Linked DNA regions of Homo sapiens: region 1 is linked to region 2. Evidence: chromatin loops called from intact Hi-C (ENCODE). Cell type or tissue: natural killer cell. All regions are shown on one strand. Each heading gives the region's core, and the rest is flanking DNA. Links, peaks and the distances in the headings are about the cores only. Region 1 has its middle 45 kb from the start of MARCHF8. Region 2 has its middle 7.7 kb from the start of ZNF22.

Region 1 (5,392 bases), core at 320-5,319, 570 kb after region 2:
CACAAACAAACATATCCTAGCTGTGGCCACTGAGTAGGCCTAGAAATAATGACACATCAGTCACAATAAGCACATCATATATCCAGATCTTGATTTCCAAATACCATTTTTTCCTCACTAATAGTAACAATACTCCTCGAAGAAAAGCTGATTTGAGGGGTGGGCCATACAAAATGAGCCCAGATCATCTTGTTGCACCAGAAAGTAAATAGGTACTCAAAGAATTCTGGAGACATATGAAAACACAGAAGCCAGTTTGAAAGAGTTTACACAGACCAAATTTGGGATGATTTTAGTATCAAGATAATAACAGTAATGAGTTACAGACCACTAAATAAGAATATGTATATGAATCATTCAAATAAATAATTGAACAAATAAATAAATGGGATGTGGAGGGAGGAGGGAAAGGTCTTCCTTACAGTAGAATGCCAATCAATAGCTACAGAAGGAAGCATGCAGTTGGAAAGTCATCACTGGACGCTAAAACTAGTGGGTGAAAGTTTGATGAGGAACAGGATATTAACACATTGTCAACAAATATTAACTTCAAAGAGAAAAACAGTATCATGGCAGTAGAGAAATCTGGCAGATACCAACTAAACCAACTGTTTGATGTTATCAGCAATATTAGAACAAACTGACATCAGGTTGCTCCTAATATGCTGCACTGAGAAAAATAAAAATCACTTTTTTGTTATCCTTGCATAAAATGCATGAACTGAATCTAACCATGAGGAAATTTCAGACAAGTAAAAAGTGAGGGACATTCTAAAAAAATAACTGATCTGTACTCTTCCAAAAGATCAATGTCAAGAATGACAATGAAAGGTTAACAAAGTACTCCAGATTAAAGGAGACTAAAGAAATATGATAATTTCATGGCGATTCAGGACTGGATACTGGACATGGAAAACAAAAGGGCAATAAAGGACATTATAGGGACAACTGTTGAAACTGCACTATGAATTAGATAACAACACCGTACCAATTGTTAAATTTCTTGACTGCTAATTTTACTGTGGTTATGCAAGAGAATACCCTGGCTCTTAGAAATACATGTTGAAGTATTCTTAGGACTTATACAACTTAAACTCAAATGAATCACAAAAAATACATTCACATATATGCATAAAAAGAAAGGGGGAAAGAGTGATAAAGCTAATGAGGTAAAATACAAACAACTGGTGAATCTTAGTAAATTATATGTAGTAATTCTCTATATTCTTTGTGTATTTTTTCTGTAAGTTACACATAAAGCAAAAGACATAACTAGAAAACTAGGTAAGCTTTTTTTTTTTACAAAAATGACAGACAAAAAGTCACTACCTTTCATATATAAACAAGCTATATAAAGCAAATTTCTTTTAAAAAGCACTATAACCCCTCCAAAAGATTAACAGGAAAAGGACATGTACAGCCAACTGCACAAAAGAAGCTAATGAAGTTTTAAAGGAAAGCAAAAACAAAAAGTCAATGAAAGATGAGATGTTTTCCACCTGTTAAATCGGTAATTTTCTTTTTAGAAAACATCAACATTGGCAAGGATGTCCTAAAATGGCCACTCAACACCTTGCTAGTGGAAGCATTAATTAGAATCTTTTAGGAAAGCAGTTCAGCAATATGAATCAAGAGCCTTAAAAATATCCACACCAGGCCAGGCGTGGTGGCTCACGCCTATAATCCCAGCACTTTGGGAGGCAGAGGTGGGTGGATTACCTGAGATCAGGAGTTCGAGACCAGCCTGGCCAACATGGTGAAACCCTGTCTCTACTAAAAATACAAAAGTTAGCCGGACGTGGTGGCGGGCATTGTAATCCCAGCTACTCGGGAGGCTGAGACAGGAGAATTGCTTGAACTCGGGAGGCGGAGGTTGCAGTGAGCCGAGATCATACCACTGCACTCCAGCCTGAAAGACTCCGTCTCCAAAAAAAAAAAAAAAAAAAAAAAAAAAATCCACAGTATTCTACTTCATGACACTATCTGAAAGAAATAATCTAAACTGTGGACTAAAATTTATGCTGAAGATATTCATCAAATGATAACTATAATAGCAAAATTCTTAAAATAATCCACATTAAACAATAGCGAAATCATTACGTAAACAACTTAGGATATAACCACAAAACGCAATATGCAGTCATTAGAAGTTATTTAAAATCAGGAAATATGACATAATAAATGTTAAGAGAATAAAGTTTACAAAATGGGCAGTTAGGATGATCTTAAGTAAAAAAAAAAATTCATAAAGCTCAGAACAGACATATTATAAACAGTGACTGTTTGAAAATGAAAATAAGTAGGGAATATGAACACCTGTCCCAGTCTCCAGTTTATGAGATCTCACCCCTCACCATCTGTGAACTACCACCGCTTACATGATGGTGCCTGTCTCACTCCCTGTGCACTCCAAGTATTTCTTGAGGCCATGGCACCATACCTGGCTGCATTCAGTAAACATTTGCTGCTTCAAATTTACAAACTCTCCCACCTCATTTCATATATGTAAAAAATGTATCTAGCTATTTAAGTCACCTGAAAACTGAAACTATATTGAATATGAAGTTCGTCAAGAACCAGTTTCACTTTTCTTTGCTTCTTTCAAATAAAAACATTAAGGAGGAAACATGCTTGGAGCTTTCGTTAACAACAGACTCCAAGGCAGGCTTGAGACAATATAAAGATACCACATACCTGATTAGTATTGTGCGCTAGGACCACCGGTGGTATTGTCAGTTTATTTTCATGTCAAAGATCATTTGCTTTAGCAGTCTAATCTTAGCTACCACAAAAAAACACACCCATCTGTGTGCTGCCAGAGCTTAGCCCCTACCCAGGGCCACACCTGACTCCAGCTCTGCCCTATTCCCCACTGATTCCACCTTCTACTTGGCAACTTTCTGCCTAATTAGCTAAGCAGAGCACAGTCAGGTAAGAGGAGGCTGTGAGCAAGGCTGGGAACACGGAGAAACCAGACAAGAGTAGGAAGACCTTAACCATGGCAGAGGACCAGCTGAGCGGTATTCGTAAGTCTGTGGTTCTCAACAGGGGCAGTTTATCACCCCAGGGGATTTTGCCAGTGTCTTGGAGATATTTTTAGTTGCCACAATTGTGGTGGTGCTAATGGCACCTAGTAGGAAGAGGCCAGGGATGCTACTGAACATCCTACAATACACAGAACAGTTCCCCACAACAAAGAATTATCCAACCCCAACTGTCAGCAGAGCTAAGGTCAAGAAATCCTACCACAGACTGATGCATCCACTAATACAGTGGAGTCTACTGCACAGTACAATTCAGCAGGAACAAGACACCCAGTGGTTAGAGGAGACCTGAGGTAGTTCAGGAAATGTAAACACACACATTACCTCCTCACTCAGATGCTAAGGTGATCAAAATTCTACCTCAAGAATTGGGAATGAGGGCATTGTAATTAATTAATTAATCAAATAAAACTAGTAAGAATGCTTTTTTCCCCAAGGGCTTGCTCCTATAAATATCTTATATTTCTTCAAAGACTGCTTCACAGCAGAAACTGTAAGAAGATAATACTATCAAAATTGCCCAGACTGGTAAACATCTCCAGAAAACTTGGCAACACACCCACATAATCAATGACAAATTTAATTTAGCTGTGTATCTCAACAGGCCCTTCCTACTAGGTGCCATTAGCACCCCCACAGTTGTGGCAACTAAAAACTCAAACTCAAAGTTCCCAGCTTAGTTTACGGGGAAAGTGTCAAGCTTTCAAAGATCACTCAAAAAGAAGAAAAGGGCTGCTTTCCCAGATGAATCATCAAGAACTACACAAGACTTAAAGGAGTAACATTTTCAAAACTGAGAACAGTACTTAGGCACTTCAACCAAAAAAAAAAAAAAAGCAGATTTTCAAAAAAGTATATGAATCATCATTATTATAATTTGGTTAAAGTAATGACCAATGAGTCACGCCACAATATGTTTTTTAAAATTATTTTAACAACCTTATCATGCCATAATGTCCACCTATGGGAGGCCAAAAGGTTAGAGAAGCCATCCAGTACTATCCCTGGCTGGCTGGGACTTAAATAACTTCAACCTGTCTCTAAAGCATCATTTTGCCTATCTACCTTGACCTCTGTCCTTTCAGTGTTAGGAAATACCCACCACTTAAGGTGGCCCCCTTCAATGTTGGACAGGAATTAACTGTTAGGAGTGTGTCCATTATGCTGAATCCAGAGCACCTCCCGTTCAACTACAGCTATTAGTTTTGAATCACATGAAACCAGCCTAATTATTCTCTATACAGCAGCCCTTCAAGTTTCCATATTATCTTGTCTTTCTCATCCAAGCCTTTTTCTTCTCCAAGTTGTAAAATGCACTCCCCCCACAAGCTGTTACAGTTAGCTATTTAAGTGATACAATTAAGATTAAACAGGAGACCAAAAAAACCAGAATGGCAGAACTGAAAGGAATCAGAGACCAGCCAGTTCAAACCCAATCCCATTTTTATAAATGAGTAAACAAGGCAGAGAGAGGTGAGGCAAGGCTGCTTGCCAGAGGTCAAGCTATTCAGAAAAGTCAGGAGCAGAATTCAAGTTTCCTAACTCTTTCGCCCCTCAGAACTGTATCAAGTTGTACAGATGTTGTGTGAAAGGATTGACAGTTTTTGTTTTATAAAAATATAAATACTGAGAGAAAAGATGATCCATCTACCAAGAATCTGTATTAAAAAGTGATGCAGGTGAAAAAAACTAGGTAACTTAACTTAAAAAATACATAAGAAAGGAAATGTAGTCATAGACTACTACCTGGCTTTGCAGATGAATAGTTAAGTTGTCACTAACTAAATATTTCTTATTGATTTCACTAAAAATACGGATGTAACCACAGTCAGAGAGTGGGAAATGGTAAATGAGGAGTTTAAGATGTCCAAATCCTCACCTATCAAACTGGGAAGGCAATGCATAATATTTAAAGTGGATAAACAAATAACAGTGGAATAAAATGTTTAGAAATATTAAAAATAGGTATTATAACAAGAATAGAGTTTGCCTCTATTTTTCATTGCAAGACTTTATGCTCGCTATTTTTAAACAATGTCCAAGTATTATTTTGATAAAAATTTCAACATTAATTTTAAGATACAGAAAAATAAGGGATCGGTAATAGATAATGTTGTAGGCAAGTGAATAGGGGAAAGAACACCAAAACACCATTAGTGGGAGTACAGACTGAAATAAAAACGGGACAACCAATTGCCACTATCCAATTTAAATCTCCTTTGACCAGGCAATTCCACTTCTAGGGCTCTAGACTAAGAATACACCCATAAATGTTCAAAGATATATATATGAGAATGATCACTGTGACACCATTTTAAAAGATACAAATCAGAGCACACTAAATATCA
Region 2 (5,392 bases), core at 317-5,316:
GCCAGCCTTGATCTAGAGATGTCCCAGGGTTTTCAGAGTGTAGTGACTATGGGATTTGGGGTTGTCTTCCTTGGGTAGAAGGTATGTTGTGTGTGGAAGGAGGAAAGAGGGATATTTGGTGAGCAAATACCCAAATACCCCACGTTTCCTGGCACCCTTACAGTGCTGTGAGAAACAACACTAGGTCTGCCCATTTGAGTTAGTGATGTTTTTAAAAGCTGTTGGGTGATTCTCTGTGCTCCTATTTCCCAGGCCAAAGTGGAGCTGACATTTAGGTAGTTCCTGAGTCTCTTGCCAACCTGCTTTAGGTATCCCATGAGTGAGAAATAAACTGTTGAGATAGGCCACAGATTTCAGTGTAGATTTGGTACCTGTCCTGATTGATGCACCCATCCTGCTTTTTTTGTGCATCTCTGGAGCCAATCATCAGTCTTAAAAGTTCTATCCTTTTAGTGGCCTGATGAGAAAAAACAGCTTTTTGAGTTCATATTGAGAAACACTGCCTCGCCTCCCCCACATTGTCTTTCTGTTTCTAGCCGATACTCTGTAATACTTCCATACTTCCATACTTCCTTTTTTTTTTTTTTTTTTTTTTTTTTTTTTGTCCTGGGACCCTTCTCTTTGTTCCTTACTGAGACTTAAAGGCAGCATTAAAGCTTGTTTGTGTGTTTTATTTGTATCCCATGACTCTCTGGCCTGGGTTGAAAGTCCCCACACACAGAGTTGCTAGAATGTCCTGTGATATCAGCCCTGGAAGTTGAAAATCTGTCCTGAGACTGATATGTGTCTTCAAACATGGGAGAAAGGGGTGACTGTCCCTCCACCATGCAGAGTCTGAGTGTGACAGGACCCATGAGAGGATGCTGAGTGGGTGCCAGGAGGACTCACCTCCAAGAGCAAGAGCCTGGTCCCTGTTGCACATTGATTTCAAACAGACCAACCAGCTTGGACAATTGAACTTCCCAATTGCAGTCATGATGAACTGAAGACCAGAGGACCTTCCTCCAATTTCCTGGTCCACATGAAGCGCTAGATTGTAATGTAACCCTAGATATGTTGAGGGGACTCCAAAGTAGGATTTCTCACCACACTGGTAAAATAGGGGGACTGCCTATTTTAGTCTCATTTAGGGATAAGTATAATGGCTGTTTCCTAAATTCAGAGTTCTGTAGTAAACTGATAACTAAGAGATTCTTTTCTGTCATTTTTCAAATAAAGCATTGTGACATCTGGTGAAAGAATTACTTTTTTCTTGTTTTATTGTTCAGAAGAGGTGCAAATTAATCCAGAACAGTTTGAAATGGATAAATTTTACTGCTGAGTGATGGAAAGAGACAAAAATGACAGAAACATAATTCATAGCTGCATTCCTTACAGTAAATCCAAGCACAAATAGCTCTATTGCTTAGAATCATTGCATTTAAATATAGAAAGAACAAATCTTTCATAGTCTTTTTATGGATGATAATTTTTTTCCTTTGATCCACATGGTTGGTAATGTATCAGAATAGATTGAGCAACTTAGTCCTACTAAGTAATGGCATTTTATAATTCTGGTGTTATAATATCTGACAGTATTTTATTTAGAACTTTTACGTCAATATACATCAACTGACATAGTTGTAAGTTTCTTTGTATGTTATCTTTGTCATAAATGTCGATTACGTCGTAGAGCATTTCAGGAACTGTGCCAAGTTCATAACACCAGGTTACTAATGTGTTATGCTACCTCCCAATTTGTCAAGAGACATCTCAGGCACAGATTTTTTGAATTCAGGAATTCAGGATGGGTATGCCAATTTAAATGAAGCTTCTGAGATGAGTAACCTTAAATCCCAGAGAGAACCTGGTTATATCTCTATGTTCAGGGCAATCTAAATGGGTCCCCTAGGATACAAGAAGCCTCTCTATTCAGTGGGATTAAAAGGCTAAATATCAGAATTTAAGCAGGTGAGTCAAAGAGGGGACAATATGATGATTCAGGGGCAAACAGTCATGAAGAGAAGTTCAGGTTCAGTGAGAAAACTGAGTCCATTCTGTGTATTCCACATAGTTTAATATAGCTAGTTAGACTTTCTGTTATGTCCATGTTTCTTCTTTGCCTGATAAGTTCACCACTTCAGTTTAACCCAGCATCTGTATTCCATTTTCTCTATTAGAATAATTGGTCTGGTTTCTCTTTTTGTGGCTAGACTTTGGCTGAAAGGACAATAATAAGAGAAATAAAACTACAAGGAGCTACTATTTCTTATGTATCAAAAGTGTAAAACCTACTCTGTTGGTAAGGCTGTGGAGAACCAGCCAAACTAAGGCTGATGGTGGGATACAAAATGTTACAACCCATACTGAGGAGGGATTTGGCAATATCTAGCAGAAGTATATATGCATTTACTCTCTGATCCAGAAATTATATTTCCAGAGTTTGTTTCCAAAGATACAGTACCAACAATATGAAACAACGTATACACATGGCTGCACATTTTTATAGAAAAAACTCATTTCCCACTAAGGCATCTGGCTCCAATGTAGTGTCATGTATTTGTTCAATAATAGGCTTTTTATGATGCTCTCATGACCTTTGCTTGTGCTGTAGTACCATACGTCATTTTCAGAAGTCAGCTTGCGTCGCTTTGTGCAGGACCCAGAGTGTAGTTTAGTAAGTGCTCTTGAGGAGATTAAGTGTCACTGCTGATGCAAACCAGCAAATTAAATTCCCAGGCTCAGTTGGAAATACTTCAGTCCAGTGAGGGCGCTGCATAAGTAGAGGAAATAGCCACATCAAAACTTCATTGTTAGAAGACACTTTTTCTATTTGACGTTACACAAAACTGTCACTAGATGGCAGCAAAGGAGAGATCATGGAAAACAGCGTGTCCTGTAGTTTCTCCACATTCAACTTGCACAGGTTGAGTGTCCCTTATCTGAAATGCTGGAGACCGGATGTGTGTCAGAATTCAGATTTTTAATTATTTTTTGGAATATTTGTATGTACATGATGAGGTATCTTGGGGATGGGACTCAAGTCTAAACATGAAGTTCATGTGTTTATTATATCCCTTGTATACATAGCCTGAAGGTAATATTTTTAATAATTCTGCACATGAAACAAAGTTTTGACTGTGACCTATCACATGAGGTCAGGTGAGGAATTTTCCACTTGTGGCGTCACATTGACATTCAAAAAGTTGGGTTTTTTTTTAATTTTATTTATTATTATTATACTTTAAGTTTTAGGGTACATGTGCACAATGTGCAGGTTAGTTACATATGTATACGTGTGCCATGCTGGTGCGCTGCACCCACTAACTCGTCATCTAGCATTAGGTATATCTCCCAATGCTATCCCTCCCCCTTCCCCCACCCCACAACAGTCCCCAGAGTGTGATGTTCCCCTTCCTGTGTCCATGTGTTCTCATTGTTTAATTCCCACCTATGAGTGAGAATATGCAGTGTTTGGTTTTTTGTTCTTGCGATAGTTTACTGAGAATGATGATTTCCAATTTCATCCATGTCTCTACAAAGGACATGAACTCATCATTTTTTATGGCTGCATAGTATTCCATGGTGTATATGTGCCACATTTTCTTAATCCAGTCTATCATTGTTGGACATTTGGGTTGGTTCCAAGTCTTTGCTATTATGAATAATGCCGCAGTAAACATACGTGTGCATGTGTCTTTATAGCAGCATGATTTATAGTCCTTTGGGTATATACCCAGTAATGGGATGGCTGGGTCAAATGGTATTTCTAGTTCTAGATCCCTGAGGAATCGCCACACTGACTTCCACAATGGTTGAACTAGTTTATAGTCCCACCAACAGTGTAAAAGAGTTCCTATTTCTCCATATCCTCTCCAGCACCTGTTGTTTCCTGACTTTTTAATGATTGCCATTCTAACTGGTGTGAGATGGTATCTCATTGTGGTTTTGATTTGCATTTCTCTGATGGCCAGTGATGGTGAGCATTTTTTCATGTGTTTTTTGGCTGCATAAATGTCTTCTTTTGAGAAGTGTCTGTTCATGTCCTTTGCCCACTTTTTGATGGGGTTGTTTGTTTTTTTCTTGTAAATTTGTTTGAGTTCATTGTAGATTCTGGATATTAGCCCTCTGTCAGATGAGTAGGTTGCAAAAATTTTCTCCCATTTTGTAGGTTGCCTGTTCACTCTGATGGTAGTTTCTTTTGCTGTGCAGAAGCTCTTTAGTTTAATTAGATCCCATTTGTCAATTTTGGCTTTTGTTGCCATTGCTTTTGGTGTTTTAGACATGAAGTCCTTGCCCATGCCTATGTCCTGAATGGTAATGCCTAGGTTTTCTTCTAGGGTTTTTATGGTTTTAGGTCTAACGTTTAAGTCTTTAATCCATCTTGAATTGATTTTTGTATAAGGTGTAAGGAAGGGATCCAGTTTCAGCTTTCTACATATGGCTAGCCAGTTTTCCCAGCACCATTTATTAAATAGGGAATCCTTTCCCCATTGCTGGTTTTTCTCAGGTTTGTCAAAGATCAGATAGTTGTAGATATGCAGCGTTATTTCTGAGGGCTCTGTTCTGTTCCATTGATCTATATCTCTGTTTTGGTACCAGTACCATGCTGTTTTGGTTACTGTAGCCTTGTAGTATAGTTTGAAGTCAGCTAGTGTGATGCCTCCAGCTTTGTTCTTTTGGCTTAGGATTGACTTGGCGATGCAGGCTCTTTTTTGGTTCCATATGAACTTTAAAGTAGTTTTTTCCAATTCTGTGAAGAAAGTCATTGGTAGCTTGATGGGGATGGCATTGAATCTATAAATTACCTTGGGCAGTATGGCCATTTTCATGATATTGATTCTTCCTACCCATGAGCATGGAATGTTCTTCCATTTGTTTGTATCCTCTTTTATTTCATTGAGCAGTGGTTTGTAGTTCTCCTTGAAGAGGTCCTTCACATCCCTTGTAAGTTGGATTCCTAGGTATTTTATTCTCTTTGAAGCAATTGTGAATGGGAGTTCACTCATGATTTGGCTCTCTGTTTGTCTGTTGTTGGTGTATAAGAATGCTTGTGATTTTTGTACATTGATTTTGTATCCTGAGACTTTGCTGAAGTTGCTTATCAGCTTAAGGAGATTTTGGGCTGAGACAATGGGGTTTTCTAGATATACAATCATGTCATCTGCAAACAGAGACAATTTGACTTCCTCTTTTCCTAATTGAATACCCTTTATTTCCTTCTCCTGCCTAATTGCCCTGGCCAGAACTTCCAACACTATGTTGAATAGGAGTGGTGAGAGAGGGCATCCCTGTCTTGTGCCAGTTTTCAAAGGGAATGCTTCCAGTTTTTGCCCATTCAGTATGATATTGGCTGTGGGTTTGTCATAGATAGCTCTTACTATTTTGAGATACGTCCCATCAATACCTAATT

Evidence for each region. A loop is a pair of places that touch in the nucleus more often than their neighbours do. Peaks named below come from ENCODE experiments on the same cell type or tissue, not always from the same donor. Only the 100,000 strongest peaks of a DNase experiment are listed, where the experiment ranks them.
Region 1: it touches region 2 in a loop (2.7-fold over the local background); 9 of 110 quality-filtered maps call a loop at or near these places.

Annotation. Positions count from the first base shown.
Region 1 is chr10:45,578,077-45,583,468 of GRCh38, forward strand. It overlaps a transcript of MARCHF8 not described here. Among named protein-coding and RNA genes, the nearest start is that of MARCHF8, 45 kb to the left of the region's middle. In natural killer cell, for the core only: no CTCF peak of the experiment used is centred there; DNase peaks (open chromatin) are centred at 2,525 and 3,055; H3K4me3 peaks cover 1,114 bases; H3K27ac peaks cover 2,808 bases.
Region 2 is chr10:45,005,972-45,011,363 of GRCh38, forward strand. No RefSeq gene overlaps it. Among named protein-coding and RNA genes, the nearest start is that of ZNF22, 7.7 kb to the left of the region's middle. In natural killer cell, for the core only: CTCF peaks have their summits at 2,830 (motif pointing right) and 3,035; a DNase peak (open chromatin) is centred at 2,840.